2 separate regions of the Homo sapiens genome follow, and region 1 is linked to region 2. The links are chromatin loops, found by intact Hi-C in ENCODE. Cell type or tissue: HepG2. All regions are shown on one strand. Links, peaks and the distances in the headings refer to the core of each region. The heading gives the core; the rest is flanking DNA.

Region 1 (16,317 bases), core at 2,874-10,873, 48 kb before region 2:
GTGGTACAGTGCTACTTCTGGCTGCCTTCTTAGCTACTGTACACCGTCTCTCACAGTCTGGCCTCTGCCTTACTTCCCACCTTTCTCCCTCCAGCCTGCCACCATCCTCCTAGCCACTCCTCTGTTGTGCAGCACTGTCAGGCCTCTAAGCGTGCAGCCCATGCTCCTTTGACTGTGTACTGGTTGCTTTGCCTGCACTGCCCTGTCGTGAGGTTCATAGGGAGATGTCTGTGGGCATTCGGAAACAGTGCAGGGGGGTGACGGGGAGCTGGAGGGATGGCTGTATCAAGAGAGAGCTCAGAGTTGAGGATTGCTCAGTTTTATTTATTGTCTGTGTGTTCACCCAATGTTGGAGGATTGGTCTGATCTAGGCAGTTGGAAGTAGTTCATTTTTGGTCAGGGTCTTGTCCTTTGGCTTCCATTCCTGCAGTTGACCACACATTTGCAACATTAATGGATCAGCCTTTTCCACTGGGCTATCTGGGTCACTTCAGTTATGTTTCTCAAACGAAACATCAGCACTGCTTCAGCAAGAAGAATAAAAGCATGGAAAATGCCCTAATGCCCAAAGCCCACAATTGAATGCATAGACAACTGTTTAAAATGTCTGTGTAACTACATATGCATATCAATATAATATATCTGTACGCACATGCACACACACACGGGGGTGGGCGTGGGAGAAGCCTATCTTCCCTTAGTCTTGGAAACCTAAAACTTGCATCTTCAAAAAATCAGATTTAGAATAAAGATAAATTAGGAAGATAATTGGTCAATTTTTAAAAAATGATTTTTAAGAAAATATGAATCTTTGAAATAAAAAGTATCTCTATTTCACTTAAACATTTGTGAATAAACATTTACTTTTTCTCAACTTTTCAGAAAGACAGCCTTAAGAAAGATATACGTGGTTTTAAAAGCAAATGCCACTCTTTATTCTAGATAGCAATTCTATTTTGCGTCCATCCTTATCATCTTGGAAACAGTGGAGCCGCTCTCTAAAAATATTTCAGTATCTTGCTTAGAGTCCTCAGAGTTAAAGCTGTGGTGTCCTCCTTTTGGTTTATGGCTGCAGAATGATGGGTGTATATATTGTTTTTGTTAGTTAACTCCATCTGTTTCGTAAGCCTGAAAAAGAAATTGGATGATGCCGTATATATGTATGGATGGATAACACTCCTTATGCAGTAGTGAGTCAGCAGCTTCAAATGGGTTTTCCGTTTTCCTATTGGTACTGGTTGCTAAAGTGCTGTAGCGTGAAGGCTCATTCTTTCAGAATCTTGTGAATTGGGCATCCTATGTTGTTGGAATTACACAGTATGCTTGAAAGAAGGGTATTAAAGTTTCTTCCCTACTTTGGAAATGGTAATGATTCTCCAAGTGCTCTTTCTAAGGCTGATGAAAAAGTCTTCCACCTTGTAAATAGAAATCTCCTTATTGTGACCTGTGAATCAGAGCAACAACTTTTCTGAGCCTCTGCAGAAGTGTTCAAGAATAGAAGGCAAAGTTCCACTCTATACATGTTCCCTTTTGTGAAGAGTTCTCATAGTATTGATTTATTCTCTTCTGATTATAGGGAAGCAAGTTAAAATTTCTGGACAAATAATTCTCATTTTTTACAGCTTAGCAGTGTCTAGATCCCTAGTGGGTTAGCCAAAAGAAAAGGCATCTATTGCCTGGCGGTTTCTCCGTAGGACAGGACAGCATGTCTCAGAACCCAGGAAGAGGTGAGATGATATGGGTTGCTAAGGCATGAGCTGCAATGGCATGCTTATTAGCACATTCTCTCTCACCTCCATGGTGGTTCTCTTGCTCATCTCCAGTGAGTTCATGATTTGAATGCCCATCTGCAGAGAACAATATATGAGTTTCAAATTCTCTTCCTCATGGTCATTTTTTCTTTCCTTCATTCCGAGTCATCTTTGATTAAACAAAACAAAGATGTTACTGTTAATTATACATCTTTCCAAACAGTGCAAAAATTCTTGTGTGTGTGTGTGGTGGGGGATGGTTTTGATGGGAATAATAACTTATCATGGGGGTGTTTTAAATCGTGGATCAGGAAGAAAGATACTAAGAGTCACATTGAAAAGCTTAAGAGTCTCTACAAGATAGGAAAAATTGTTCCTGCCTTTTTTCATATTTCTTAACTCAAAGCTCTCTGCCCTAACATATTGTTGTAAACATAATTCCATTCAACTATTTTTATTGTTCTCTTTAGACACTTTATTAAAACTGCAGCTTTATTCAAACAGCTAAAATTGCAGATAATAAATGAAGTACCATAATATTGGCCAGTTGTAGGCACAGCGTGTGAGCAAACTGGAAAGCTGCCATCCTGCTCCTGGCACTTTAAAGATTAATGTGAAGCATGCATGGGTGTCATCAGAACCAGCACTCAGCCTCGCCAGGGGCTTGGCACAAGGTTCTAAGGTAGTCCCGGGGCTGGAGTTCCATGGACAAGATGATGCAGGCTGCTGGGTTGGCAAACCTCCTGCAGAGGGGAACCCCAGCTGCTGGGAACCAGGGGCCATCCCCAAAATGCTTTTTTTGACAGCGGGGCCCACCCACAGTCAGATAGGAAGTGGGGAAGGTATGGGCTGGGTGCTGGGGGTGTTTTAATCCAAGAGGTAAATTGAGTAAGACCTTGGAAGACTCAGTTTTAATTGTGCCCCAACCATTGATGACTTGTAGAGACTCTGAAAAAGGGAAGTGTGTTTGTGTTTGTGTTTGTGTGTGTGTGTGTATGTGTGTGTGTACACACAAGGCCTCTATCCTTATCTTTCCTGATTCCAGAAAGTTAAAATCTCATGCTGGCTTCCTTTGGTGGTACAAGGCCAGGTCTTTGCAGTTTCAGACAGGTGTTTGTGGCAACTGTGACTTAGCAACAATTGTGTGAATGATAAAAAATTTGTGGGCAAATTGATTGTCTGCAACAAATGGAAATTCTATGGTGGTGCTTTGTGGGTGGTTTGTAGGCAGAGAGTACTTGGTTCTCTTTTGATGTCTCACTTTTTTTTTTCTTCTTCTACAGTTTTTTTGAAGAAGCAGGATGCTGATCTAAACGTGGAAAAAGTAAGTTGGCAAGTTTTGCACTGAGAGCAAGTGCCTTGTGAATTATAAAGGGCTTCCTGTTGGAACCTAGGATGAAGTCCACTTTTAATTTGGGATTGTAATTCTGAGTCCATAGATTTCTAAGAGAGAGGTCGAGTTGGAGAAGGAACTGGTTTGTGAAATAGAAAGAAAACCTTACCTCCTTTGGTGGACCCACTATTTTCTCCCTTCCCTTAGTTGTAACACTCAATTCTGGTAATTTATGGGAACATATGTTTTGACTATAAGTTATGGCTCCCACCCCAGAAATAGAATGGAACAGCTGTCCCATGGCTGAGGAGCCTTCAGGCTGGGGAGGAATGGGGAGCGCCTATCCTCAGGCTGGTCAAGGAGGTCGTTTTCAGTCCATTCATTGTTGTTTTTCCTCCACTCTCAGATGGCTGCTGCTCACCTCTGCCTGAGCCGTATCTTTGAATTGCAGCCACTGTGTAGCAGGTCATTCTTTCATTAATGTAACATTTTTTTGGTTCCTACTGGGTGTTAGACATCATGCTGGACTCTCTTGAGACAAAAGTGAATGTGACTGACAAGTACTCAGGTAATGATGGTACAATCTGAGAGCTGTGCAGAAGGGGCTTGGAAGCTCTGACTGAGGGCTGAGCTATCCAGAAAAACTCCATGATGGAGTGGGTGTGAGGAGCTGTGAATGCATTCTTTCTCTGAATGTTTGCTGAGCCTTCTCTGCCTGTACGTCTCTCTGCCTCCCCAGGTGCCTTGAGTTCCCCCACTGAAAGGCTGGACGTCGCAGCTCTCGCTAGCCACCCAGGCGTCCTTTTCGGCCCCCACTACTCTGCCCAACCACATTGCCTTGGGTGTAACTTTTCAGCTGTTCTGAGTTATGTTCCTCAATTCCCTGGCCACTTGGGGGCTGCCCCTTCATCATCTGAGAATGACTTGGGGTTATTTCTCATCTTGATTTGAGTGCAAGAGAGGCTTTTCTTTCTGAACTAGAGCCATTCTGAATGCAGCTCGTTTGTCTCTAAGTTAGGGAAGTATACTATCTGAAACATTGTTCCAGAACAATTGTGAGTAACTCCTGACCTTTGACCCCATGCAGGCACCTAGCTTCTGCAGGATGGCCTGTGATCTACTGCTAGTCACGGGCTTTTCAGCTCATACAAACCAGGGCAACTTGGGGAAATAACACAGCTCTAGTTAGGACAAGGCAGAAGGAGCCTTTTTAGAATCCGCATGCACTCAGGTTTTGGCTGTGGAAGCCAGGGATTGGCAAAGACTGTCGCCTATGGGAGGTCAGTATACTGTGACCCTTCTGGACTAGGCCAGGTCCACAGCAGGCAAGAGCCTATGGGTGCCAGGAGCCCCCTCAGGGCAGTATTGTGCCTTGGAGCCCAAAGAAATGCCTGGCATTTGCCCCAGACTGCAGGACTTGCCCTCCCCTGTCCAACTCAGGCAGTGAATCCTGCAGCCACAGGAGGGGGAAGTCCATTCATCTGGGTTCCCAGTCCTGGCCCCATGCCGGGCAAACAGCAGGGCTCAGTTAGTGGGGTGTGGGGGGCACTGAATGGAATGTGTTCAATTTTGCTTCACTTCTGCTGTTAACTTCCTGTTAGACCTTAGAAAAATCATTTCTCCTCCCCAAGTTTCATTTTTCTTATCAGTAAAGTGGTCCCTTTCACAGGACCAAGTAAAATTACTCGCTTTTAAATTGAAAAACACAAACCAAATACATTTTGTTTTTGTTTTTGTTTTCTGACTTGGGTCTTGAATTAAAATGGAAAAAGGGCTGTTGGCCACCAGTCTAAAGAATGCCAGGTAAGACCAGTTATGGATTGGGACTGAAGGAGCAATGAGTGTCTAACAAAAGAGTGAACACGGGTGACTGACCCGTGGTGTGGATGTCTGTAAGTGCACAGGGAATCCAGATTAAGAGAAGCTAAACGGGTAGAAATGCTGCTTGGATGGAGTGAGTCTGAGGCACCTCTGAAAGGCTCTGCCTGCACCCTCTCCTCAGTCAAGTAGTTGATGACCTGAAAAACAATCATTGCCTTAGGGGAGTTTGCTGTTTTAAAAGCTCTATTCTAGAAGTTCCACTTTCAGAACCTTTTTCTGTTGCTGGTAGAACACTGTTGAACACGGATCTATCAACTTTTCTTTTTGTCTGTGTTTACCTATCCAGAAGAATCTAATATAGGATGTGCATCTGTTGTATAAGTAAATGATACCTGTTGGCCAACTCCAGTGGAGAAAAATTGCCAAAGTTACAGTGTTTGTTCTTCATGTGGATTTTTAAGTTTCCTCTTTTAGTTGAACGTTTTTGTAAAGACAGAAGTGGAAAATTAGCTTTATTTTGACATGCTAAAGCTCAAAGACAAGTTAGCATAAATTCTGTATTAATTAATATCTATGGTTTATTGAACTTCTGCTATGCAGAGTGCTTTATATCATCTATGTTACACTTCACTGTGACAGCAGTCCTGTGAGGGAGCTATGAGAGGCTCAAGGTGCTGTAGTTATAGTAAGGATTCTACTCAGATCTGTCTGGGCTCAGAGCTTTCCCCTTCCCATACCCCACCTTACTTTGGAGTTTATATAATATTTGAGACAATATGTTTGTGTGCCTTATTTTTTTTTAAGTTTCGTAAGTTCTAAGAAAGCGGCATTTGTTACTTTTTAGAGAGCTCTTCCTTGACACTCCCCTAAAGGCCCAGGCTGGATGGGGTTGCCCTATCGCCACGGCCGCTTCAAAGCTGTCATTGTGGTTGCATAGTTATCTGTGCAGTGACTGTCTGACAGCAGTGTTCACTGTGGAACTGCAGGCTTTATCAGCTCAGAATCCTTATCTGTGCCAAGCCTAGTGCCTAACTCATAGTAGGCCCTCTTAAAAAATTGAGCAGGCATGAATGAGTGGAAACCATGCTTGTTAATAGCATTATGTGGCGATAAGACCATCATTCCTTGACTTGCTCCCCAAAAGTACAAAGTTTCAAGCAGACAAATGAACAGATCATTCTTAAAATTGAACTAATCTGGGCAAGCAAAGAGAGTTCAAAGATAAAAGAGGGGGACGCAGTAGTGCACAAGGGAAACATTAAAGCAAATATTTTCTTTTCCACAGAATCTTTTAGAATTCTTGAGGGTTACAGTTCCAGATATCATTGCTTTAAGTGTATAAAGTGTATTTTTAAAAAGTGAAACCCATACCCATTTAAAAATTGAAAAATATGTAATCAAGTTGTATCAGAACAAAAATGTGCTTTTTGTGTAAAAAGCTAATTAAATGGAGTCATCCTATTTAGTGATTTAAAAGGATTTGATTAAAATAATATCCACTTCAACTACTCTCAAAGGGCTGAGGAGAGAGGTTTGGTTTCCGTGCATCCTGGATGGCCTTTGTCTGGTGTGATTAAAGGTATTTCAGTGCCTGCCATGAGAGAGGCCCCTGCCATTTCTGCAGTTTCAGTGAGACCGAGAATTCCTGCAGTGTCATTCCAACTGTTTGCAGGGTTTAGACAGCTGCGTTCAGGCCACAAATATGGCCACAAACACTACTGCCTATTTGATAGACACAGAGGCCTTCCGAAACAAAAATTGTCATTCAAAAAGAAAAGTAAAAAGAAAAATTACCTCCTGCCTTAGAATTGTTTACTTTTCCTCTGAGTGAGTGAGTTCTTTGAAATGTGTTGGTCTGTTAATGTAGAATGTACATGGAAGTTGCTCCATTTTTCAGTGTTTCTTTGGTTTTAATAAGTCCCAAGAGAAATGATAAAAAACCTCCTAGATTCTTAGTGTGGGGATAATTGTCTTGTGGGGGGAAAATCTAATTCTAAGTAATCGAGGGTTAGAAATTTGAGGCCGCATCAGGAATCCAGCTTTAAAGCCATGTCCGCATGATTTCTATGCAGCTGGTTAAGAGGTGGGAAAATTAATTCATACAAGTTTTTTCTTTTGTGGGAAGAATAAGATTTCCGGGGTCAGAGGCCAGCAGTGTTTACATGGGGTATCCAAAGGCCTCACAGTGCTGGTTGCTGGGGTGACATGAGGATGTGTCTCCAGTGTGAATAGGGGGACATTGGCTTTGGGGTGTACCGCGCAAATGCGTGTACTGGTTGCTTAAGGGAGGTGAGGGAGAGAGTGAAGAAGAGGAAGGGAAGAATAGCATAAGCACAACTCCCTGCCATTTGTGGGAGCCATTGCTTCCTGAGTGGGCATGGGCGGGTTGCAGGGGCAGGACTCAGGTGCTTCTGGTGCCTCTGAACCCATGGACACTGGACAGGGCAGTTCCTATGTGCAGACGGGAATTGTTCCTCAGGCCCTCCCTGATACATGTACTACAGGCTGCCAGCCTCAGAAACTATAGGAGGCCAAAGTGGCCTACATTCTTCATTTACCTTTCTCAACCTCACACACAGATTGACCCATTCTGCTGGTGATCAGGCAACGGAGTGACCCAGCCTCAGTGTATAACTGAGTAAGGGTCACGTTTCACACAACCCACTTTTCTGGCGACTGGGGACCAGGAAAAGGAAGTGGCTTTGACTTGCGGGCAGGGAGAGAAAGAGCAAGAATGCATGCATGGGTGTGTGTGTGTGTGTGTGTGTGTTTAGGAGGAAGGGACATGCTTAGAATTCTGTTTTAGACTCAAAGGCAATCATTGTTAGTCTTGGCCCAAAAATAGTTGTTATGTATCATGCGTAATAACTGACCAGCTTTCTTTTATGTAAATCCCTGGATTGTAAAACTAAGCGGTGCTGTCTAAGAAGAAAAATATACCTACCCTCTGCCAATTTGAATTTCCAAAAAAAAAAAAAAATCCCTCTTCCTAGACATTCTAAATTTAGGAGGATATTGATAACTGATCTAGAACAACTGCAGATAACAATATTTTCAGCGTGATTCAAGGAAAGAGTTGAAAAATTGAGGGTTCCTTGTTTAGTCCTGGATATAGAACAGTTCATTCATTCTTTACACATTAACGAACACTGGTAGGCCAACCACTGTTTTAGGCCACATGTTATCTTATTCGGTTGCCCCACGTTGTATGTGAGGAAAATAAAGCTCAGCCAAAGGGGAATGAATTGCCCAAGGACTAACATCTAGGAAGCAGCAAGATCCAAAACTATATCTCAGACTTGAAGCACCCTTCTCTTTCTCCTCCACTGTGGATGCTCTCTTGTCCTGAAGCCATCATTATCAGCCTCATGTAATTTAACTGGTATTTTTTTACACATCTTTCATTTTCTCTTCACTGAATTTAAAAGGTCTTTCTCCCTTATTTGTGGTTTTAAAAGTAGTAATGATGTTTTTATCAAGGAACAATTGGAAACCTTGAAAAGAGAATCACCTCTTTAACCTGACCTGGCCCTGCAAGGTGGTCGCCCTGTGAAAGCGTGAAAATGACTTCCAGGGGTGGCATCTGCAGGCAGTGGGAGTGGGGGAAGCCCATGAGACACTCATTTTCTTTCCACTGCTGGTTCCCAGACTTGGGGATCATTTCGTATATTCTTCATCTGAGTAGCATTCATCATTCCCTATGACAAAAGCTGGATGTTGCCAGGAGAGAGTGGGGAGAAATGCTGCCCACGTTACAATGGAGAGACAAGACGAGCTCTCACCTACATACTTTGTACCATTTGTTTTTACACCGAGGCTTTCTCCTGTAGCCATGAGATACTGCATAATTTGTTTCACTGCAGCCAGGCCTGCTGTGTAGAAGTTGGAATCATTTGGTTGTCTGCCTTGCATAGACTTATTATCTGCTGAAATTGCATGTGAAGGAAAGATTATTAATAAAATATATGTGAAGAATGGCTGAAAAGATGCTTTTGTCAGTGCCCCTAAATACTTTTAAGAGCAGAGCTGCAGTTTTCTAAGAGTGGTGTTGTATAGGCCATAAAAATACATAAAAATTTAAGCTTTTCCTTTAAAAGGTTATTACTGCCCACTTTTAGCCCACAACAAAATTTTATTTGAGCAGAAAACCTTCTTTGTTAGCTTGCTGTGCCTGCCGTCACAAATTACCACAAACTTGATGGCTAAAAACAACAGAGATTTATTCCCCCACAGTTTTAAGAGGTCAGAAGTCCAATAGCAAGGTGTCAGCAGGGCCACGATACCTTCAGAGATGGAGAGAATCTGTTTCCTGTCTTTCCAGCTTCTAGTGGCTGCAAGTGTTCTTGACTTGTGGCCACATCACTCCAGTCTCTGCCTCTGCCCTCACATTGCCTTCTCATCTGTGTGTCTTCCTCTGCAGCCCTCTTATAAGGATACCTGGGATGGCTTTTAGAGCCTGCTGCATAATCCAGAATAAGCTCTTCCTCTCAAATCCTTAACTTTATCACATCTTTGCCATATAAGGTAAAGGGATTAGGAAGTGAATACCTTTTGGGGGGCATTTTCTGCCTAACATACCTCAATTTGGGAATTTCTGTAATTTTCATTTATCGAAACATAAAGCTTGCAACCCCTTGTTTCACTCATTACTTCAGTCAGTTTAATTTTCTTAGAAGGGGCCACTTGGAAGATCTAAGAACTAGTCTCTTCTCCAGTCCCCAGAGCGGGCAAGGCCACGCCTGTCTTCTTTCTCAGATTGAGGTTTATGTAAAGAAGAGGAATTATGGGCTCTGAAAGCTGGGAAGAGGCCTTGGAAATCATACCCTCTCAGTCTTTGGGGGAAACTGGGGCTAGAGATGTAGGGTCACCCGAGTCTGGAGCAGAGATGGGACAAGCACTTATTACACTAGCCCACACCTTCCGCTTTGTTCCTGCAGACCCCCAAGCTGTCTCTGGTGATACAAGCCTCTAGGTCATCTTCCATTTGAGAGCCCTTCAGTACCTGAAAACCCAACCCCTGAAAAATCCTTTTTTCCTAGTCCAAGAGCCCTAGTTCTTATAACTTTCTTGCATTAGCTGGTGTCAGGAATCCCGTCATTCTGGTCACTTCCTCCTGGATACATTGCCTTTATATCACTGTCTTTTTGAAAACATGGCTCTTGGACATGAACACGGTACTTACAAGATGGTTTGACCAGTGTAGAGTAAGAGGTTACTATCAGGTCTCCTTAGGTGCACATTTTCTGCATCAGTATAGGCTATACTGATGCAGACCAATATTACATCTCTCATCGAGTCACTTTATCATATCTTCAGCTTGCATTGAGCTTATGTGTGATAAAAATCCTTAGGACTTCTTAAGTATGAATTGCTTTAAACTCATCTCCTTTCCCCATGCTACATAGGAGATCTGGATTTCTGTCAGTAGCTGGATGGTATAGCTTGGGATCCAGAATATAGACCAGATAGGGATCTAGAGAACAAACAGATCCATGAGCTGGGGCATGCTCATGGGAATGGTACCAGCAGCAGAGTAAACAGAAGGCAGTTTGGATAATCTGGTAAGACATAGTACAGAGGAAACTCTTCTATAGGTGGCTGTCTAGATGGACAGAAGTTTGGCAGCAGAAATGTATGGCTGGGCATGTCGTAGAGCCAGATGAGAGGCATGCAGATGTGCAGGGACTTCAGTTCAGAAGCTAATGCAAAGAGCTGAGTCCAAAAGAATGAGTTATAGAGTCAACTACTGAAATGAGGTAGGCCCCAAGACAGATACTTGAGCCCAGAGTAAAAGGAAGCCCCGGTCTGAAGTCAGAATCGTAAAATTGATATGATTCTGAATGTCTGTGGCTGAAAGCCATACCCACCCAGAGTCTGGAGACAGGATCACTGGCAGAACTTGTAAACAGGATGAGTTGTTTCCATTCAGTAAACAACTGAACGTGAGGCAAGTGATAACACCATCCTATCCACACATACCATAGATTATTTACAATTGAAAGCAAGATTTTATCTGTTAATTTGGAGAGGAAGATGGTGTTCTTTTGGTCAGTTGTGGCTGTCATTCTAACCTATTTAAGTCTTTTAAAATCTCTATTCTGTCGTCCAATTAATTAACTATCTCCTTTCAACTGTGAATTATTTGTGACTGCTATAAGCACATCTTGATGAAAACATTGACCAGGGACAAATGTGCAAAGCCCTGTTCCAAGGACCTCTCTCCAGGTCAGTGTTGTTCTTCTGTGATGTTAGTGTCTTTGGGTATGGCCATTCAGTCACTGAGGCCACTAAAGTGAATTATCACTTGGACCAGGGTTTCCCATCTTGCTTGGATATGTTTTTGAGTGACTATCAGGTGCTTTGCTGACATCAAGGTATTCTGCATTTGTGATCTGTCATAATAGTCTTGTGAAACTGCCCTGAGATGGAGCAGTACCATGGGAAGGGAAAGTTGGTAGGGTGCTTAGTCAGTCACTACTGTGAGTGGAGAGGTCCCTGGATGTCCTCATTGATGTTAGTAGGTTTAAATCTTGAGTCCCACTTCCTGTAACATACCCAAATATTAGCCCATGGGTGATTTTTTTAAAGGAGGGACTGGAATCTTGCATTCAGATGAGGAGTACTAATCTTACTAGGGTAATGAGGGTTAAGTGTTCACCTCTACTAAAGACTGATCCTCCTTTGTGGGTATGTGTGGTCTGTGGAGAGCAGCTCCCACTGTTGGGTGAGCATGATGGCTTTTCGGAAGATCTAGGGGCGTTCATTAAGTTGTGAAATGTGTCACTACTGAATACAGTCAGAGTGTAAAGTGAAAGAAAGTGAGATGCTGCGTGGATCAGTGATGATAACAGAAGGGATAAAACAGCAATTTGTGCATTTGCATAGTCCCTCCAGATAAGGCTGCCATGAGAAAGTGAGATGGTTTCAGGGTGGAACATGAGGCAGCGTCGTGTGGTGGAAAGTATGTGAGCCTTGGGGGCTTGAGGAAGTCCTGACCGTCTCACCAAAGAGCTAGGCCACGGGAGAAGCTGACAGTCATCAAGAGTAAGGTGCAACTGTGAAGAGTGTCTGAAGTGGAGGCACAAAGTGCCGTGAAATCCCCAACAGGAGTTAGATGAAGAGATGCCAGTGAGGGGAGAAAATCATCATCATTTACCAACTTCTACTTGTTGTACCCCCTTTCTTTGGTCAGTACTGGCCATGGATGGACTAACTCCCAACTTTGACGTCGAGTGGATTCATACACAGGGTAGAAGAATGGCAAGAGGGAAGGCACCTGTCCGTATTGTTTTTTCTGTTGCTGTGTGTCAACATAGATAATGCTACGGTAATTGAAGACAAAACCTTTGTGTCGGGGGAGGATTTTGTCCATCTTTAGAATATTCTAAAGAGTAGGAGTAGGGGAAATGTAATTTAAAAAAAAAGCAAAACTGAAGTACCTGCCACTTTCCCCATTCTACTGTTACCAGATGAGGGAAAAAACATTTTTTTCTTTTACAAGAGAGTTTGATGTACATCAAAGTGCCGCTTACCGCAAAAAAGTAAATTTGATAATGAGAAAAAGTTTAAACAGCCCTTAGGTATTGAAAATAAAGTAACTTATAAAACCCACTCGTAAAGTTTAGAAGTCGTTATGGTGACCGCAGTGAGGTGCTAGGTGTGGGAAGGCCTCACTGGTAAAGTGTCAGGAGTGTTTTTTTTATATATGGCCCATGAACTGGTAGGACAAAAAACTTTTGACAGTTATCATAATATTTATTCTGTTTTCTTATATTTGGTATTAATAAATATTGGCTAACTAGCCAATCATATATCTTTACAGTATTCCATTTTTACAGTGGCCAAGAAAATATAATTAGGCTTTTGTGTTTTCTAGATGATACTGTTTAATAACAACAACAAATACTATATAATGTTCTTGGCTCATTTCAGAACCAACAGAGCAAAATGTGTCCGTTCAGAAAAAAGCATTTGTTGTTTTTCTTTGTTTCTTTTTTGAGACACAATCTCACTTTGTCAACCAGGCTGGAGTGCAGTGACACAGTCACGGTTCACTGCAGCCTCAACCTCCTGGGCGATCCTCCCACCTCAGCCTCCCTAGCAGCTGGGACTACAGGTGCCTGCTACAGCGCCTGGCTAATATTTTTTATTATTTTTGTAGAAACAGTGTCTCCCTATGTTGCCCAGGCTGGTCTTGAACTCCTGGGCTCAATTCATCCTCCCACCTTGACCTTCGAAAGATCTGAGATTACAGACATGAACCACCGCGCACAGCCTAGCATTTGTTTTGTTGTTGTTGTTGTTGTTGTTGGAAATATAATTTAAAAATTTTTCTTTTGGGGGCTAAAGCCCAAATCAGTTAATATCTGAGGCCTATTTGCATGTAAATATTAGGCAACCATCATTCACTGGATGTTTAACCCATGAGTATCACTCCATATCTCAGCTGAGATTCGAGATAGTGAATGACAGGTTTTCATATTTTCCGTCATATCGCCATCTCCTATGATCATTGAGAGCGTTCTTCACCCACATTGGAGGAATTGGCCACCTCAGATGCCTTTCTCTGAAGGCCTACTGTGTTTTCTCTTTCCTCACAACCAGGTCCCTGAGACCAGTTCTTGTCACCTTTCACTTTGGAATCACCTTCACTCACCTGGCATTTCAGAGTTGTCTTTCAGTTTCTCTGTTTCTTGCTGAACTCAGAATCCTGCATGGAGGGTATCCATTCAGCCTGGCCCTTTAACTGTACCAGTGTCTTGCTCCTCGTGGAGCCAAAGTTTGCTTTACAGTATGCCACCACCTGCAGAAACCTGTCCTTACTTTTCTTGTTTTTGTTTTTCACATTCATCCTGTGGGATATGATGAGGTTTCTCTTCCAATAATCTGATCAATCTTTTGTTCTTTAATTCATAGAACCCCTCCCCCCACACACTTTTCTCCTTTTTCTCCTTTTTTCCTTTTTGCCTTTGTTAGATGCCCAGGCACGCCACAGTACCAGGCGTTATCAGTACCAGCTCACATTCCTTTCCTTATTTGGAAAGAGGACTAACTTTCTAGCTCATTACAGACACCCCTTCCCCTTCCCCTCCACTTTCTTTTACGTGCCCACCTTATCTAAAAAAAAATCAAATGTTTAGCCAACTGGGATTAGTTTAGATTGTATGAACCGACCCTGGCCAATGGGGAAAGGGTACAGGGGCAGGACTTGCTTCAGGAATAAAGGCTCTCATGACCCTTTGTTCAGGTGTGTTCTCATGGCGACTGGCCAAGGAGGCACCCCTCTGCGCAGAAGTAAAATTGCTTTGCTAAGAATTCTTTGTTCGAGTGTTCAATTTCCTTAGGATTTTGAGCATTATTCCTAACAATCCTTCACTTTAGTATCACTTTAGTATTTCAGTGATCAAATGAAAATAGGGTCATTAAAGTGAAAATGGAGATTTGCTATTTTGTTTTCATGTTACAATGCAGATGGTGTGAAACATTTTTTAAGAAAAACCAAATTACCTAGATTCAGATCTTTAGGACAGTAGTTACAGTTTCTCTGGTTGTTATAGGTAATCTACTAAATAGTTGAGAAAAATTGAAATGAAAAAACAGCTGAATTCACTTGCCTTTGAATTAACTTACCAATTTTAATTTTTGAGTAGGAAATAAGAAAAGCTTTTAGAATAAACATTCCTGAAATAGAATAAATCCAATAAAAATTCCTATTTTGTCTAAATTCAGGCCATGGTACCAAGACCAGGAACTCCTAACTGTGGGTGAAGCAGAAAAATAAACTCTGAGTTTACTCTTAAAATGGGGATAGGGGAAGGTGGAGAATTATGCCAAGTTGAGAGTCTGGGTGTCTGAGAGATGGGTAGGTCTGGGATTATTCTATAGGAATGAGGAAGGAAGAAGGGGTGGTTTGGGGAAGTCAGTAGTAGTGAGGTACCACTCAGTAGTAATTGGGGCAGCAGTAATACAACTGATAAACTTTTGTGAACAGGAGGCAACCCTGGGGTTGGCTTGTGGGTGGGAGACCTAGGCCAGCACTGCCGCCTGCAGCTCCTGAGTACAACTCAGCAAAAGGTGTCTGCACTCTGGGCAGACAGATTAGAAATGGGCACTCCTTGCACGTTCCCTTGCAGCAAGGTTGGCACCACCTTCTGTACATCCCTGCTGGGTTTCACCTTCCCATCAGCAGTAGCCTGGATAAACGCAGGTGAGTCCTTGTAGAGAACAGAGGTCATCAATGTTGAGTCTTCTGTTTGATTGGAGCTGGGAGGCAGAAGGAGCAAGTGCTCCAACTAAGACGAGTCCAAGCCCAAGGCCCTACAGAGGGTCAGAGTACTGGGAAGGAGGCACTGAGGAAGGTGGGCCCAGGGCTCAGGGTAACATAAGAATTTTTTTTAATATGAGGCATACAAAGGAATAGGTGTGTGTATGTGTATCCACACTCACTCACACATCTACATTGTGTGTGTGTGAGAGAGAAATAAACAATCCTCTTACTCATCCTGCAGCTTGGAAGCCCCTGTGAGTTCACTCTCCACACCCTTCTCCTTCAATGGAACCAGTATTCTAAATTTCATGTTTATCATTTCCTTGCTTTTCTCTGTAAGTTTGTTTCCCTAAACAATTTATTGCTAACTTTTATTTACCTTGGGACTATATATAAATGGTCTTCTTCTACCATTTGCTTATTTCCATCAACATTTGTTAAGATTCATTCAACATTTTTAAGATTCATTCCTACTGATGCATGAAGCATCATGCATCAAATTTATTTATCTTCACTGCTGTCTGGTCCACTCATTGTATGAGTGGAAGACCACTTTATCCCTTCTCTCAAGAACAGTTGGGACATTTCCAGTTTTGCTATTTAAATAGTGTGCTATGAACATTCTTGAATGTGCATCCTGCTGCAGTTTTTCTAGAATGGGTGCCTAAGGGAAGAATTTCTGGGTCTTAGAGTGTGTGCACCATCCACTTTGCTGAATAATAGCAAATTGTTTTCCAAAGTGGTTGTACCACTTGACATTCGCACGAAAAAACATTAACTTTTAAGGCAAGGGCAAGTACAAAGGAAAGAAAGGAAATGTGGAGAGCTGGGGAAATGAAGAGAAGGATGTAGATTTTAAACAGCCATTATGGAAAGCATGAAAGGTTAGCTTGTGTGGACTGTGGGTCACATTGTCATCAGGGAGTAGATTCCATCTTGGTATCTACGGGTATGGAAACACCCGTTTCTCTCTGTTTTCACTCAGTTTTCCCTGATCAGCAATAATCTCCAGGGCTCTGAGTAGTAAATGCTGCCAAGCATGTAAATGTGCCGTTTCTACATCAAACTGATGGTGGCATGGATCCTAATAAAGCTTTTAAAACAGATATCTACGCAGAGGCACACAGATATTTTGGAGATTACTT
Region 2 (16,317 bases), core at 3,205-11,204:
TCCCTTCATTGTCATCTATCCAGTGTCTTGCACCTTGTTTAGTCATTCATTACACAGAGATCTTCCCCTGGTGCCTAACAGATTTAAGCCAGGAGTTGTGGGGAGCTGAGATGGAGGCAAAGCCATTTTCTCAAAGAATGCTCACATATGGTTTGTCCACAGAACACCCATATATATGTATGTCTAATACCAATGGAAGTGAGAGGAAGGAGTAAGACAAAAACAGTGCACAACCCAGGCACTGTTTTCATTTGTCACAGTCTCAGATACACTTGCTACTTTTATAAGTGGCTTATGTTTTTCTAGTAGGATCTGGACTACTGGAGAGACTCCCCAGTTTACTGAGAATTGAGAGTGAACGACGTATTCACTGATGTGTCTAAGTGGCTGGTACGGAAGTTCTGTTGAATTTTGGTATTCCAGCATTATCCAACCAATCATTTCCCTAGCCAACAAATGTCTATATATATTTGTTCAATTAAACTACATGTCGTAAGAATTGGCATTTATTCTGCTTCCTGGCAACTAGGCAGGTGATAAAAGAAAAATGGGGAGCTCCTTTGAAAAGCCACCTAATTCTAAATAAAATGTACACGGTGTATGGAGCTCTGCCTTGATGATGATGGCCATGGTTTACCTTGGAATATGTAAATTCAGTACCCCCTTAAACCTGAAGTGCTCTAAAATCTGCTGTGTGGGAAGTGACCACTGAGCCAGAAGATCAAGATACTACCCTGTTGTTGCCAGTGGTTTGAGCGTTGCTTGGCCACCTGCAGCATCGCCAGCGGTGCACACAGTGTTTCCAGATCTCTCAGGTATGAAACTAGACTCTCAGTGGCTAAATGTACACATCCCCATTCTTCTCCCACTGTGCATCTAATCCTTAATGTTGTGGACTTGTAATTTGTTGGCAGAGGTCCTTCTACTGTCTGTGAAGCATCAGGATGAAATGTAAGGAAGTGTAAGGTGACTAAGTATGAACGAGCAAATAGTGATTAGACTTTTAGATTCAAATTTTGCTCTATTCTTTTCTTAAATCATGGAAGTTAGTCATTTGCCATTTATACTTGTCTGTCTGCTGCAGCCCCCATGGGTTGCTATCCTCTGGGGATATCAGTAATCTGGCATTTGATTTCCCATGAGAAGAGTTGAGGAGAGAACTGGAGATGTGGGCAGGAGAGGGTTAAATCTAAAGCTGGGCTTCCAGACATTTGAGGCAGAGCTCTGTGTCACTGCAAAATAACCTGTTCATTAGGAATTCTGTGGCATCATCCTTGGAACTTAAATTCCCATTTTCATCTTAGTGGGTATTTTTGTAAGCCAGTGAATAGTATTAACTTAAGCTCAGAAAAAAATGGGATGAGCCTGTGACAGATTTAGGAAGCGCGGTTGCAGTCGTTCCCGTTTTAGATCATAGTAAATTCCTTCTGCATCAAGCTCACTTTTTGTACGTTTTCTTTTCCTCCCTTCCTCATATTCAATATCCCTTCGGCAAGTTGTGTCCATCCCTCCTGCTCCACTCCCGTGAGTGGCTGTGAGGACTCGTCCCACAGAGCCTCCCACAAGCTGTAGAGCCTTGTTTCTCCCATCCCCCGGATCCTTCCTACCCTGTGCTGAGACCTGTGCCTCATTTTCAGCTCTTCTGGGGTACCGTGTTATTACTTGAAAGAAAATTTGAAAGCATTTTACGTTGCTTATTACAGATCATTAATGGAAGCTCCACTAAACCCTGGGAATTTATTCTCTCATTGATGTGTATATAACTCCTATTAACATTAATAAAGTTGTTTAGAATCAAAGAGCCAGCAGAAACCCGTAATAGAGAATCCATTTTGATCCTGCTTCACAAAGTGACTCATACCCACAGGGCATCAACAAGCATTTTAAAGATAATTTTTACAACTCCCTTTTTAAAAGTACAGCAACTACTGAATATATCATGGCACACTCGTGTCCTTCGGAATAAACCCTGCCGGTTACCATTTGTACAGGACTGCCCTACCTGGGTGGGAAGCTGCGAGGTTTGTCCATATTTAACCAGTGCTGGAAATGTCACCCGTGGCTGCCTTCCCTGCACGTTTCCACAGGGGAGCTGGCGTGTGCGGGACTCCCACATAACAAGGGTGGACAAGGCATGGGTGCAGTAAGAAGGGAATTGCACAAGTGACAGCCTCACAGACAGGGGGCAGTGGAGATGTCCATTCACCTGAACCACTTGTGCCCTGCCCTGCCTCAGTGGCTCTGGACAGGCAGCATCATGAAACGGAGAACTGAGGGGTAGGGGGATTTTAGTCCAGATATTGTGAAGCTGTCTGAACCTATTAATACCATTTACCAATCCTTACTTGATGAAAGGACCACAAGGAGACGGAAGATGTCAGAAATTAGTAGTATGTATCTGGGAAAATATCCTTAATCTTTCACATAAAATGCGAACACCAGGGGGTTAGAGTTGCACTTTCTCTGTCAGTGTATTGGTACACTTGTTATTAAGTCATGTCAATAGCCAGTAAAGGGAAACATCTCAACTAGGCACATCCCATTTTAATGTCTCTGTATTTTTCCCTCTCCCCACCTCTATTTCCACCTCATCTTCTAATTTTTACAAATGTTCCCAATGTTTGGGAAGTGAGTTCAGTTTGGGAGAGAGACAGGATATATCTGCACATTTACTTCTGATTTGGACATATGGTTGGCATCCTTCCTGTGCCCTTGAGTCTTTTCTTAGAAATGTTAAATTTTTAAAAACTTGTTTATTTTTGAACGTTGCTTTTTTAGAATCACCCTTCCTAAAAGGGAGAGAGGAAAAACTGTAAGTGAATCTTATTAGATTTTTGAAGTGCTCATCATAATTGAACTATTTCCCTAATGACTGGTAGCATCTCACCTAGATTTGTCCTTGGAATGGTTCCTGAACGTTTCAAGATCTTCCAGTTCCACTTTACTTTTGGCTGTGGTTGGAAACATGGGTGTTCATTTCTGTAATTGTTAATCTGGATATTCTGAGGAAGAAAAATATGGAATATCCCTTTAATCACTGAACTTTATTTCTGACCCTTTATGTTTCCTAAAGAGTAAATATACAATTTTCAAAGGAAGGAAACAACAGTAGCTATTAACATGTAGAATCCATCTGGCACTGTATAGATAAAAACAAGCCCAGAACGCTTTTTGTTTATTCTTCACCACAGTGCCACGAACTGGGTCAGGATTATCCTTGTTTTACAAATGAGGCAGCCAGAGCCAGAGAGGTGAAGCCAGCCTTTCTCAGAGCCACACATCCAGGAAGGGTCAGAGCCCAGATGAGGTGGGAGAATTGAGAACAGGTCTGCCCAGTTACTACCCAGCCCAGACTTCCACCGCATCTTGCAAGGATCAGGGTATGTAGGACAAATGTCAGCCCAATGGGTCATTTGTTCCCGGGGACCCAGTTTGACCCCCTGGTACCTAACGGAGTGCCAGGAGCATGACAGGCACTCAGTAAATATTTGTTAAATGAATGTATTGTCAAAGTCAAAGAATTCACTAAAATGTGTCATCTCATCCTGGGGACTGCCCTTGGCCACTGCTGAATCTGTTTTGAAACCTCTTTGCAGGCGAGTTTAGGAATATATGAATATATTTATTTAAAATAACATTACCAGAATTTGCGACATGTGCCAGTGTGGTTGAGGCCTCTGGTGGCTAAGGTCTTCAGCAAATTAGAGATGCACAGTAGAGGTGCTATGTGTATACTTTCTCTTTGATTTAAACTTATTTAAATAACTTTTTTTTCCTGACTTTAAAATTTTACTTGTAGAAAATTTGGTAAGCTATAAAGAAGAAAATGAAAATATCTCTTAATCACACCATATTGAGATAGCAATGTTAAGATGTATTTAAACTAGGGTCGGGCACGGTGACTCAACACCTGTAATCCCAGCACTTTGGGAGGCCGAGGCGGGCGGATCACCTGAGGTCAGGAGTTTGAGACCAGCCTGGCCAACATGATGAAACGCCGTCTCTACTAAAAATACAAAAATTAGCTGGACATGGTGGCACATGCCTGTAGTCCCAGCTACTCAGGAGACTGAGGCAGGAGAATCACTTGCACCTGGGAGGCGGAGGTTGCAGTGAGCCAAGATCGTGCCACTGCACTCCAGCCTCGCCAACAGAGTGAGACTCCATCTCAAAAAAAGAAAAAAGATGTATTTATTTTGTCGTTTTTGGGAGGGGTGTGTCATGTGTGTGTGTGTGTGTATATATATATATATATATATATATATATATATATATATATATATATGAAACTTTGATTTTGAGCTTGTTGCTTCTTTCATTTAATATTAAGTTGTGATTGTTTTCTAATGTAATTGAATAATAACTGAAGTTTTCCATTGTGTGAGCAGACTAATTTATTTAACCATTCACTATCCTATTACTATGCAGTTAAATATTCTCATATTTGAGATTATAAATAATGCTGTACTAAACATTCTGGAGTGAAAATATTTGCTCACTTCTCTGGTTATTTCTTCATGAAAGGATTACTAGGTTTGGTGAAAATATAAAAATTCTATACATAAAAATTCTAAATTAAAAGCAAAAAAACCTTAGGAAAAATTTATTTGCCACAAATACATTAAAAATCTTAATATTCCGTATCCTGTTTTCCTTTCACTCAGCCTAATTTTTTGTCCTCACATTTTTGTTACCAGGCACTCATTCTGATTGCTTAGCCATCGTACTAGTTTCCCATTTGATTTAACTAAAACTGTTTCAGTTAAACATTTATTTCTTTGCTCATGACCCTGATAACATGCAGCATGATCTATCCTCCACTACTGAGACTTTCCAAGGATTGTCTGACTCTTGTCATTACATCTGAAAATCCCTGAGTAACTTCTGTACATCTTTCTTGGAAACAACATTATTAAAAAAATAGTAAATTCAAACTACTATGCACTATGCCAAGCACTGAGGTGGGTGTTTTAAAGTATGATATAGCCCCTGCCATTGAAAAACCTCCAGATAAGACATGACCACATGACAGGTGAACCTGGATACAATAAATATTAAATAAAATTACTAAAAATTTCTGTTTAGTAATCCTGACTCATCATCTCATTTTCTACAATTTCTGCAATTTCATTGGCCTGTGCCTTCAACCCACCTGAATCTTACCTGCCACTCCCCTTACCCACGAGGGGATTTCAATCAGCATGGTGTGGTTACATCATTAAGGTTTCTTACCCATAGCATCACCATGATGGCAGGATCCCCAGCTCTCAGAACAGGGCCTGGCACATAATATGTGCTCAGTTAGTGTTTATTGGATGTATGATAAAAAGTATGCATTTTTTTTCTTCAATTGGAGACCACCAGCAGATAGTTATGTACAGTCACGCGTTGCTTCAGGACAGGGATACATTCTGAGAAAAGCATCATTAGGTGATTTTGTCATTGTGTAAACATCATAGAGTACACTTACACAAACCTAGATGGTATAACCTACTACACACCTAGTCTCTATGGTATAGCCCACTGCTTCTGGTTACAAACCTGAACAGCATGTTATTGTACTAAATACTGTAGGTAATTATAACACAATGGTAAATATTTGTGTATCTAAACATAGAAAAAGCACAGTAAAAAATATCAGCATTGTAATCTTAGGGGACCATTGTCATATATGTGGTCTGTCACTGACTGAAATTTCATTATGTGGCACATGGCTGTACTTAGATTGGCAATAAATACAATTAAAAGAGAACATTTGTGGTGGGCAAGAGCTCTAGCTCAAACGTCAGACTAATGAAGGTTCAAATCCTGGGTCTTCAACTTACCAGCTTTGTCATCTTGGCCAAGTTAAATGATTTCTTCTACATTCAGATTCTTCAACTGAAAAAAATAGTGATAGAGTCTAAGCCATTGGGTTATTAATAAGGATAAAGTGAGGTTTATGTTAAGCCTAGCCCAGAACCTGGCACACAGTAAGTATTTAGTAAATGTTAGCTATTATTATTTATAAATCGTTTCCCTTATTTATTGCCTAACTACAATCTCAACCTACTCTCAGGAATATAGAAATAGAAATTGATTCATCATGAGAAATAATACATAAGCTTTGGAGTCAGATCTGGCTCTGCCACCTCAGTAGGTTACTTCTCAATGCTTTAGTTTCTTTATCAGGTGAAGACCTATTGCGTAGGGTTACTGTGAGGACTAAAATGAGATAATATATGCAAAGTGCCTAATATGTTCAGTACTCTTTTCTCTTTCTGTGTCTTGGTTCAATTAGAACACCCTTCTGTTTCTGATTTTGCTACCAAACATGTATTTTTCTCCCTCTGGTAGAGTGTTCTTCCATTTATTTTGGTGTGACACAAATAATTTAATACATGTTTATATCACAAGTCCACATGTGTGAGTGAAACAAAAACTCCACAAAATAATGCTCTGTGTGATTCCTGTACTAATTTGCTATGGCTGCCATAACAAAGTATCATAGACTGGATGGCTCAAACAACAGAAATTCATTCCCTCACAGCTCTGGAAGTTAAAAGTCCGAGATCAAAGTGTCAGCAGGTTTGGTTTCTCCTGAGGCCTCTCTCTTTGGCTTGTAGATGGCTGTCTTTTCTCTTTGTCCTTACATGGCCTTTCCTTTGTGTGTATCTGTGTCCTAATCTCCTCCTCTTATAGGGATACTAGTCATATTGAGTTGTGGTCTGCCCATATGACCTCATTTTAACTCTGTTACCTCTTTAAAGGCCTGTCTGCAAATATAGTCACATTCTGATGTGTGCTAGGGTTTAGGGTTTCAATCATGAATTTTGGAGGGATACAATTCAGTCAATAACAGTTCCCTTGATATTTTTATCTGTATTTCATTAAAGAAAATGCTGGGCAGAATCAACCAAGTTAAATTTTGTGACCCATTGAATTGACTCGGGACCACAGGTTAAAAGAGTGTGCTTTAGCGGGTTGTGTTGGCTTACCCGGTTAGTGTGAAATTGAAACCAGCATTAGGACTTGCCTGTGACTTAGTGTGGAGACAGGCCCAGAGGCACAAAACAGTAAGAATCAGAGTGGACATCCTTCTGCAAACACAGACATCACCTTAGCCCAGGGTTGGCAAACATTTTCTGTAAAGGGCCAGATAGTAAATATTTTCATCTTTGCGGGCCATACAGTCTCTATCAAGACAATTCTGCTGTTGTGTGTGAAAGCAGCCATAGACAATATGGAAACGAGTGGGTATGGCTGTGTTCCAATAAAGCTTTACTTACGGGCACTGAGATTTTAATTTTGTATAATCTCCATGTGTGATGAAATAATCTTTTGATTTTTTGTGACCATTTAAAAATGTAAAAACCATTCTCAGTTCATGGACTGTACAAAAGCAGGCAGCAGGCCAGATCTGATCCGCAGGCTGGGGGTTGCTGACCGCTGCCCACCACTGCCCTTGCTGGTAGAGCCTCAGTCTTCTGGCTGCAGACTCTCGAGGAATTGACCTAGGTGATTTTCCTCTGTCCATGTACATTTTGAACTGATTATCTTATTTGACCCTTGTGATTCCTCTGTGTTTTCAGTAGGAAAATCTCTGTGGCATTCATGATCAAAAGTTATTTAAAAAGCATATGTTATCTTCTTACCAGAGAACTCTAATTAGGGATGGGGGACCTTCTTAAAGGACCCACACAATTTTTTGTCAGATGGTGAAGTTAGGAATAGAGTTGACACCGAAAAGTCTATGCAAAAACAACAGAGCTTGAATTTAAGGAGGGCTCTCCTTTGGGAAGCTAATATCCAGGGAAACAGAGTGACCAAAGAAAGGCCCGGGTGTCCTCATGGCGGATGGAGGAGAGCAGCTCAGTGGCAGGGGCCCTGCCCCGGGATCTTCTCCCAGGTAGGGGCAGGCTGGAGGGTGAGTGAGGTCTCCACAGTCCCCACATGGTTTCTTTCGCAACCCAGAATGCAAGCCGAGGTGTGTGTGGCTGCCTCTCACTTCCTGTGGGGGCTGCCTGCAGTCTCAGGATGTCCATCTCGGTGCCTGCGTAGATCTCCTCCCCTCCCAGAGGGTCCAAGAGAACAAAAGTGTCTGAGAAAGCCAGAGTGTGACCACGCGGTTTCTATGCTCCAAGGGATTTATTTCAGTGGTAGGTGGAGCAGCTCTGTGGAGCACATGGCTAATGATAATGGATTGACTGACCAGAAGCAGGAGAGGACCTAGCAGAAGCCGGAGGTCAAGCTGCCCCAAGACTGGGGGACAGCCTGGGTGAAGACTCTGGACCTCATGACCATGTATATTCCAGAGGGGGATCTAAAGAGCCCCAGAAATTCACAAAGGTGGGAATGGTTATTTTCACTATTTCAGACTGACAGAAATTATGCATTTATCCAGAGTGACAGTGCAAAGGCAGGCTGAGCTGTTGTTGCTTCCATTGGCAGGAATGAGCCGATCTTATGGACTGACTCTGGAAGAGCAATGTTGAGTGCCTACTTTGTGCCACAGAGGGAAAACCCGTTTATCCCAAGGGCTTTCTCATCTGGGGATGCGCAGACTGTAAACCAAGGCCCCAGGAAACGGTTTTTAACTAATGTGGAAAAAAAAAAATGGGCTTGAATATCCGAAACTTCACTTTAAAAAATCAGTAAGATAAAATTTAAATGATGTGTATTATTTTATTTTGAGACTATTTGCTTCATGCCATCCTAACATATAGTAATAAAATAGCTTTGGCCTGACATTCATCTTAAAGTGAATTAAAAAACGTAATTTAATGAAATGGCACTTCTAAGCTTTTAGTGCAGCAAATTTTCAAATTATCTTGCTTAAATTAAATTGCTGTGCTTTTTTGCTTTCGATACTTATAAGAGCTCTGTTTTGTTTCTGGTTTCATCGTGTTCGCCCTGAGATGATTTTTTTTTAATTGAAATGTAGCATTCATGCAGAAAAGTGCACAAATTCTTAAGTGCACTGATAATGAATGTTCACAAAGTGAACTCTCCTTTGTAACCAGCGGCCAGGTGGAAAAAGAATGTCACTTAAACACTAGGAGTCCCCTCAGGTCCCCATCCAGTCCCAATACACCCCAGTTTCCATCAAGGGTAACTGATAGCATGACTTCTAACAAGAAAGATTGGTTTTATCTATTATGAACTTTATATAAATAAAATTGACCAGAAGCAGGAGAGGACCTAGCAGATGGCAGAGGTCAAGCTGCCGCAAGACTAGGGGACAGCCTGGATGTCCCCCAGTTTGCACTGTCTTGTGTCAATAGAATAACATTATATTTAGGAGATTCATCCATGTTGTTATAAGTAGTAGTTTGTTCATTTTCATTGCTGTGTAATACTGTTTAACATATCAAGATGTATTTAGCCCCTCTCTTGTAAGTGGCCTTTTGAGTTATTTCGAGTTTGGGGCTGTTAGAGATAGTACTGGTAGGATCATTCTTGTGCATATCAGTGGGTAAGCATATGTAGCATTTCTGTAGGATAGGCTCTGGATGGCAGGATCTGGGATCACAGGATGTGTGTGTTCAATGGAAACTGCCAGTTATCAGTGGACACTCCCACTAGCAATGTATGAGAGTTTCAGTTGCTCTGTATCCTTACCAGCACTTCATGGTTTTAGTCTTTATCATTTTAGCCAGTCCTGTAGGTGTATTGGTAATGCGTTGTGGTTTTAATTTGCTTTTATTTGATGGCTGAATTAGAGCATCTTTTTATATGTTTATTGGCCATTTGGATTTTCTGTTTTGTCCTCTCGAGTATTTGTCTATTTCTTTATTGGATTGTCTGCCTTTTCCTTATTGATTTTTAGAGTTATTTGTTGTATATATGTATTGCAATTATGTTCTCCACTCTGTGGCTTCCCTTTGATTCTGTTGATGTCATTTGATGAAGACATTTTTAATTTTAGTATAGTCCAAATTATATTTTCCTTCGTGGTTAACACTTTTTGTGTTCTCTTTTAAGAAACATCTTTACCTATTACAAGGTATGAAGGTGTTCTCTATGTTTTCTTCTAAGAGCTTTATTATTTTGCCTTTCACATTTAGTTCTATTCTTCATCCAGAATTAATTTTTGCATGGTATACGGTGGAAGTTAAGATTCATTTCTTTCATACGGATACCCATTGTATTCATTTCCTAGGCTATTATAACAATGTGCCACAAAATGGGTGGCTTAAAACAGCAGAAATTTATTCTCTCATGATTCTGGAGGCTAGGAGTCCAAAATCGAGGTGTGAGCAGGGTCATGGTCTCTCTGATGAAGGCTCTAGGGAAGAGTCCTTCCTTGCCTATTCCCAGCTTCTGGTGGTGGCCAGGAATCCTTGGCATTCCTTTCTTGGCAGCTGCATTGCTCTGACCTCTGTCTCTGTGGCCACATGGCCGTCTTCCCCACATGTCTCTGTGTAGATTTTTTTCTTTCTTTAAGGACAGTCACTGGATTCAGAGTCCATACTAATTCACTATAACTCATCTTAACTAATCATATCTGCAACAACCCTATTTCCAAATAAGTCAGATGCTGAGGTACTTGGGGGTTAGAACTTCATATCTTTTTGGGGGACACGGTTCAATCTATACTACCCAGTGAACCCAGCATTTATTACTTTTATTTTTATACATTTATATTTTATTTTTATACATTTATGCATACTTTTATACATTTATTACTTCATTGTCACCTTTGCATAAGTTAGGTGACTGTGTAGCTCTATTTTTGGACATTCTATTTTATTCTCTTGGTCTGTTTGGCCTTGCACAAATGTCACACTTTTACTATTACTCTATAGTGAATCTTTGTATCTGGTAGAATAAGTCTTCCAGCCCTGTTCCTCTTGTTCAGGATTAACTTGGCTTTTGGCCCTTTGCATTTGCTTATAAACTTTAGAATCTGCTTGTCAATTTCCATCAGAAAAAAAAGACCTAGTTTAAAAACAAAAAAAATTGGTGGTTCAGTTAAGATGCAATTGCGAGGAGAATTGACATATAAAAATATTGGACTTCCAGCCCATGTACATGGCCCAACCCTCTATATAGGTCTTCTGTAATTTCTCTCAATAACGTTTTGTCATTTTCAGCATAAAGTCTTACATATCTTTTGTTGGACTTATTCCTAGGTATTAGGTATTCTTTTGATGGAGATTTGTGTTGATGAAATAAAAAGCCAAGAGAGAGAAGGAAGGCTTCTACCAGGCTTACTACTTCACATTATTGAGGAATTTTTCCAAGTTTACCAAGCTTAGCAGAACTGAGATTCAGATCAAGATCTCCCTGACTCCAAATCAGAGCTGGGAAAATAAATCAATTATTACTTTAAAATGCAATGTTAGTGAGATAATTCAAAATGTGGGAGGCGCAGGTGGATAAAACAGGTCCTTGGTAGGGAACCCCTGGTAGATGCCCTTGGTCTCCAGTGTTGCAACATTGAGAACGTGCACGTGGGCTGGAAGAGATGTGAGAGAAGACTCAGATACTGGTTAGGGGTGGGAGACTCGATCTGAGATTTTCAGTGTTCTTAGGACTTTAGAGTTACCCAGAAGTACCAGGTAGGCCAGGAGGATGGCCATGGAGGTAGGAGTTTGAGTCCTTTCCCTCTTGAACCAGAGCTGTTCTGTTGCACTTTTATCTAATATTTTGGAGTTGAGCCCTTCAGAATGTGTGTGTGTGTGTGTGTGTGTGTGTGTGTGTGTGTGTGTGTGTGTGTGTATCTAAGGTTCAGAACTACCAATAACAAGAAAAGAATTTTTTTTTGAAATAAAATGGTTCCCATTATAATGGATTCTCCAGGTATGTGGTGTGCTAGCTGGATATCTTTTGGCATAATTGTTACACATTTGGCATGGACACACACACACACACACAGTTCTGATACTAAAGAATAGCTTAAAAACTATCAGACTAGTTATTCTTTAACATTCCGTTCAGCCCCAAGGTTCTGGGATTCTGATATTGTAGCCAACCTAAACTCAAGGGGCTCTGCACACATCATTATTAACTTTGATCTTGGCAGCATTGTGATACTGTGTGTATTTCATGGGCCTTCCCCAGAGCCACTCCAGAATGTCTACTTGGAGGGACTTGGGAGTAGTAATCCGGTTGGAAGAGAGCTAGACGTGTCCAGCAGCTGCGCTTGCATCATAGCAAAGCAGTGTTTCTGTTCAGACTGTGGATTGCAGATCTTAGGAACAGCTTAATTTAAAAGGGCAAGTCGGAAGAATTCAAGTACACTACAGAACAGAGTTTTTGTTTTATTTTCTTTTTTTCCTGATACATGTGATGTGATCACCTGACAGGGACTCATTACCAGTAAGAAAAGAAAGACATGATTATTATAACTGTATGCTTCATTCTCATGAGTCTCATAGAAGCAGAATTGTTGTTTTTTCCTCCAGATAGTCAACTGATTATTCCAATGGCATTTGTTTCTTTTATTTATTCCCCAAATAAACTGGGTACTCATGGCCTTAACGTTGAAATATAGTAATAATAATATGAAATGATATCAGTACTACTGCTGCTACTACTACTATTGCCTGGGGGTTGATGGGGATTGGAGATGGGGAGCTAAAGCCCTACCCCCACCCATCCAGTCATCCATTTGCATGACTCTGCCCACCCATGTGTGCCAATGAGCCCCAAATCTTTATCTCTCCAGTCCAGCTTCAGAGCCATGGATGCTGGGACCCCTACACCTGGCCTCTAGGGCAGCTGAGCATGAGCTTATATTGGTGCCTTGCTCAACAGTGAGCCTCTGATCCCCTCTAGACCTGGCAATAGCCAATGAGAAGGGAGCAGCCAGCTTGTGACCTTCCTGCCCCCTCATTCTGTGGTCATTAATTCCTTTCTGCTGGCTGAGCACCTTCCATGCTTATCTCTTTTTCTATTCATCTCTCCTCCTCCTCCTCCTCTTCTCTCTCTGCTGTTTACTCCCACTCAAGCAAATAATAAAACAACAACCACAACCTTGCTTGAGTCTGCCCTCCTGTTGGAGTGTAGCCAGAAGGACTCTAGCCCCTGCAGGCAGGGGAAGCAGATGGGTCAGTGTTGCCTTCTCAGAGCACCCCTCCCACCTCCCTCCCACCCACTATATCCAGTGAAAGGGAAGGCCACAGTCAGTCAAAAGTAAGCTCAGTTTCCTAGGAAACCCTGTATTTTCTAGTTCCCATCCTCCTCCCTGGCAATTGGGCTTTGTTTGTATGCTTCCTTGTTTAATGGTTTATTTCACCATTTGGAACTCTAATTTTTCAGACAATCAAGTTTGGGCTTGCAGAGAATATTGTAGCATGGCAGGTTGTAGGACTATACTATATTTTAAATTGACAGTTATTTTTGTGCACAAGCTTCCCAGCTTGTACCTCATGTTGCACAGGATAGCCATGGGCACAGAGAGCTTTGGAGGGGAGTGGAATTCATGCTCCCTGTCTCCCCTCACCCCCATTCTTTGCTTTCGAAAATGAGACTCAACAAAGACTCACACAGCAGTTCCTTAGCAAGTGGGCCCTGCAAGTGTGTGTTAGCTGTATCATCAGTCTATACATGCTAGAGGAAGAATTGGAATCTCAGCTACAAAATGTATGTAATTTGGTCACAGAGGTGAACGAAAAAGGATGAAGCCCTTTGAATGCAACAGAATGACTAGAACTGTCTCCTCTGTGCAAGGCATTGGGTCAGACAAGGTGCCAATGGTTCGAAGATACATTTAGCCTGCATTCTTGCCCTCAAGGACCTGGCCATTTTCCTTGCAGCAGATAGCGTGAAAAGTTGTACAGTAGAGGTATATAGAGAGTAAGACTAATTCTAGTGGGGGAACTGGGCAAGAACTTCAGGGAGGGATTTATACGAGAGCTGGCTTGAGGGACAGGTTGGTTCTGTATTCTTGCAGGTGGAGATGAGGGCACAATAAGAGAGGAAATAGGACAGGTGAAGGCTCCGAGGAGGGACAAGTGAGAACAGCAAGTGCTCTGAGAAGGCAAGGCATGAGGGAGGAGGAAAAAATGAAAGATACGGCTGATGTGGTGGGTTTGGAATGATGGTGGATGGCTTTGAGTGCAAAGCTGAAAAGTTTGTGGAAGTCATTGGTCTTTCTAGCAGTGTCACCAAGCCCTGAGTTTCCTGGGAGCTGGCTTAGGCACTGCAGGGGAAGAAGTCTGGTGTGCCAGCTGCTCCCCCAGTTATAGAGGAGAGAGTAGCTCCTCTCATCTTCATTTTATATACAAGGATATTGTCTGTCTTTTGAGGAGTGTTCCACTTTGAGAAAAACTAAAACCCATTGGCATATGCGTGAGACCCATTAATTTATTCAGTCAGTCACTCAACAGATATTAAATGCCTACTGCATACCAGGCCCTGTACAAGGTTGTACTGAAAGACCGTTGAAGATTTTTGAACTGGTCAGTTGCCTGGTAGCAGGGGTGCTGGGTCTTGAGTTAAAATCCTGTCTTTGCCTGGAGGCATCACGCTACCTGACTTCAAACTATACTACAAGGCTAAGTAACCAAAACAGCATGGTACTGGTACCAAAACAGAGATATAGACCAATGGAACACAACAGAGCCCTCAGAAATAATACGACACATCTACAACCATCTGATCTTTGAAAAACCTGACAGAAACAAGAAATGGGGAAAGGATTCCCTATTTAATAAATGGTGCTGGGAAAACTGGCTAGCCATACGTAGAAAGCTGAAACTGGATCCCTTCCTAACACCTTACAGAAAAATTAATTCAAGATGAATTAAAGACTTACATGTTAGATCTAAAACCATAAAAACCCTAGAAGAAAACCTAGGCAATACCATTCAGGACATAGGCATGAGCGAGGACTTCATGTCTAAAACACCAAAAGCAATGGCAACAAAAGCCAAAATTGACAAATGGGATCTAATTAAACTAAAGAGCTTCTGCACAGCAAAAGAAACTACCATCAGAGCGAACAGGCAACCTACAGAATGGGAGAAAATTTTTGCAATCTACTCATCTGACAAAGGGCTAATATCCAGAATCTACAAAGAACTCAAATAAATTTACAAGAAAAAATCAAACAACCCCATCAACAAGTGGGCAAAGGATATGAACAGACACTTCTCAAAAGAAGACATTTCTGCAGCCAACAGACACATGAAAAAATGCTCATCATCACTGGCCATCAGAGAAATGCAAATCAAAACCACAATGAGATACCATCTCACACCAGTTAGAATGGCGATCATTAAAAAGTCAGGAAAGAACAGGTGCTGGAGAGGATGTGGAGAAATAGGAACACTTTTACACTGTTGGTAGGACTATAAACTGGTTCAACCATTGTGAAAGACAGTGTGGCGATTCCTCAAGGATCTAGAACTAGAAATACCATTTGACCCAGCAATCCCATTACTGGGTATATACTGGGTGTATACCCAAAGGATTATAAATCATGCTGCTATAAAGATACATGCACACATATTGCGGCACTATTCACAATAGCAAAGAGTTGGAACCAACCCAAATGTCCATCAATGATAGACTGGATGAAGAAAATGTGGCACATATACACCATGGAATACTATGCAGCCATAAAAAAGGATGAGTTCATGTCCTTTGTAGGGACATGGATGAAGCTGGAAACCATCATTCTCAGCAAACTATCACAAGGACAAAAAACCAAACACCGCATGTTCTCACTCATAGGTGGGAATTGAACAATGAAAAAACTTGGACACAGGAAGGGGAACATCACACACCAGGGCCTGTCATGGGTTGTGGGGAGGAGAGAGGGATAGCATTGGGAGATATACCTAATGTAAATGACAAGTAAATGGGTGCAGCACACCAACATGGCGCATGTATACATATGTAACAAACCTGCACGTTGTGCACATGTACCCTAGAACTTAAAGTATAATAAAAAAATAATTTAAAATAAAAGAATGTGGCACGTATACACTATGGAATACTATGCAGCCATAAAAAAAGAATGAGTTCATGTCCTTTGTAGGGACATGGATGAAGCTGGAAACCATCATTCTCAGCAAACTATTGCAAGGACAGAAAACCAAACACCACATGTTCTTACTTACAGGTGGGAATTGAACAATGAGAACACCTGGACACAGGAAGGGGAACATCACACACTGGGGCCTGTCGTGGGGTCGGGGGAGGGAGGAGGGATAGCATTAGGAGATATACCTATGTAAATGACGAGTTAATGGGTGCGGCACACCAACATGACACATGTGTACATATGTAACAAACCTTCACGTTGTGTACATGTACCCTAGAACTTAAAGTATAGTAATAAAAAAAAAAGAAAAAAAGAAAAAAAATTCCTGTCTTTGCCACCCA

The links. A loop is a pair of places that touch in the nucleus more often than their neighbours do. Peaks named below come from ENCODE experiments on the same cell type or tissue, not always from the same donor. Only the 100,000 strongest peaks of a DNase experiment are listed, where the experiment ranks them.
Region 1: it touches region 2 in a loop (2.0-fold over the local background); 13 of 110 quality-filtered maps call a loop at or near these places.

What each region holds. Positions count from the first base shown.
Region 1 is chr6:111,833,347-111,849,663 of GRCh38, reverse strand. FYN (FYN proto-oncogene, Src family tyrosine kinase) reads left to right here. Exons shown (of 14, transcript NM_002037.5): 2 at 3,035-3,075. Among named protein-coding and RNA genes, the nearest start is that of FYN, 32 kb to the left of the region's middle. RefSeq lists enhancers at 6,654-6,763, 11,653-11,742. In HepG2, for the core only: no CTCF peak of the experiment used is centred there; DNase peaks (open chromatin) are centred at 4,163, 4,523, 5,863 and 6,553; H3K4me3 peaks cover 1,622 bases.
Region 2 is chr6:111,785,634-111,801,950 of GRCh38, reverse strand. The region is part of intron 2 of FYN (FYN proto-oncogene, Src family tyrosine kinase); the gene reads left to right. Among named protein-coding and RNA genes, the nearest start is that of FYN, 80 kb to the left of the region's middle. In HepG2, for the core only: no CTCF peak of the experiment used is centred there; DNase peaks (open chromatin) are centred at 3,500, 6,630, 7,080 and 8,030; H3K4me3 peaks cover 3,343 bases.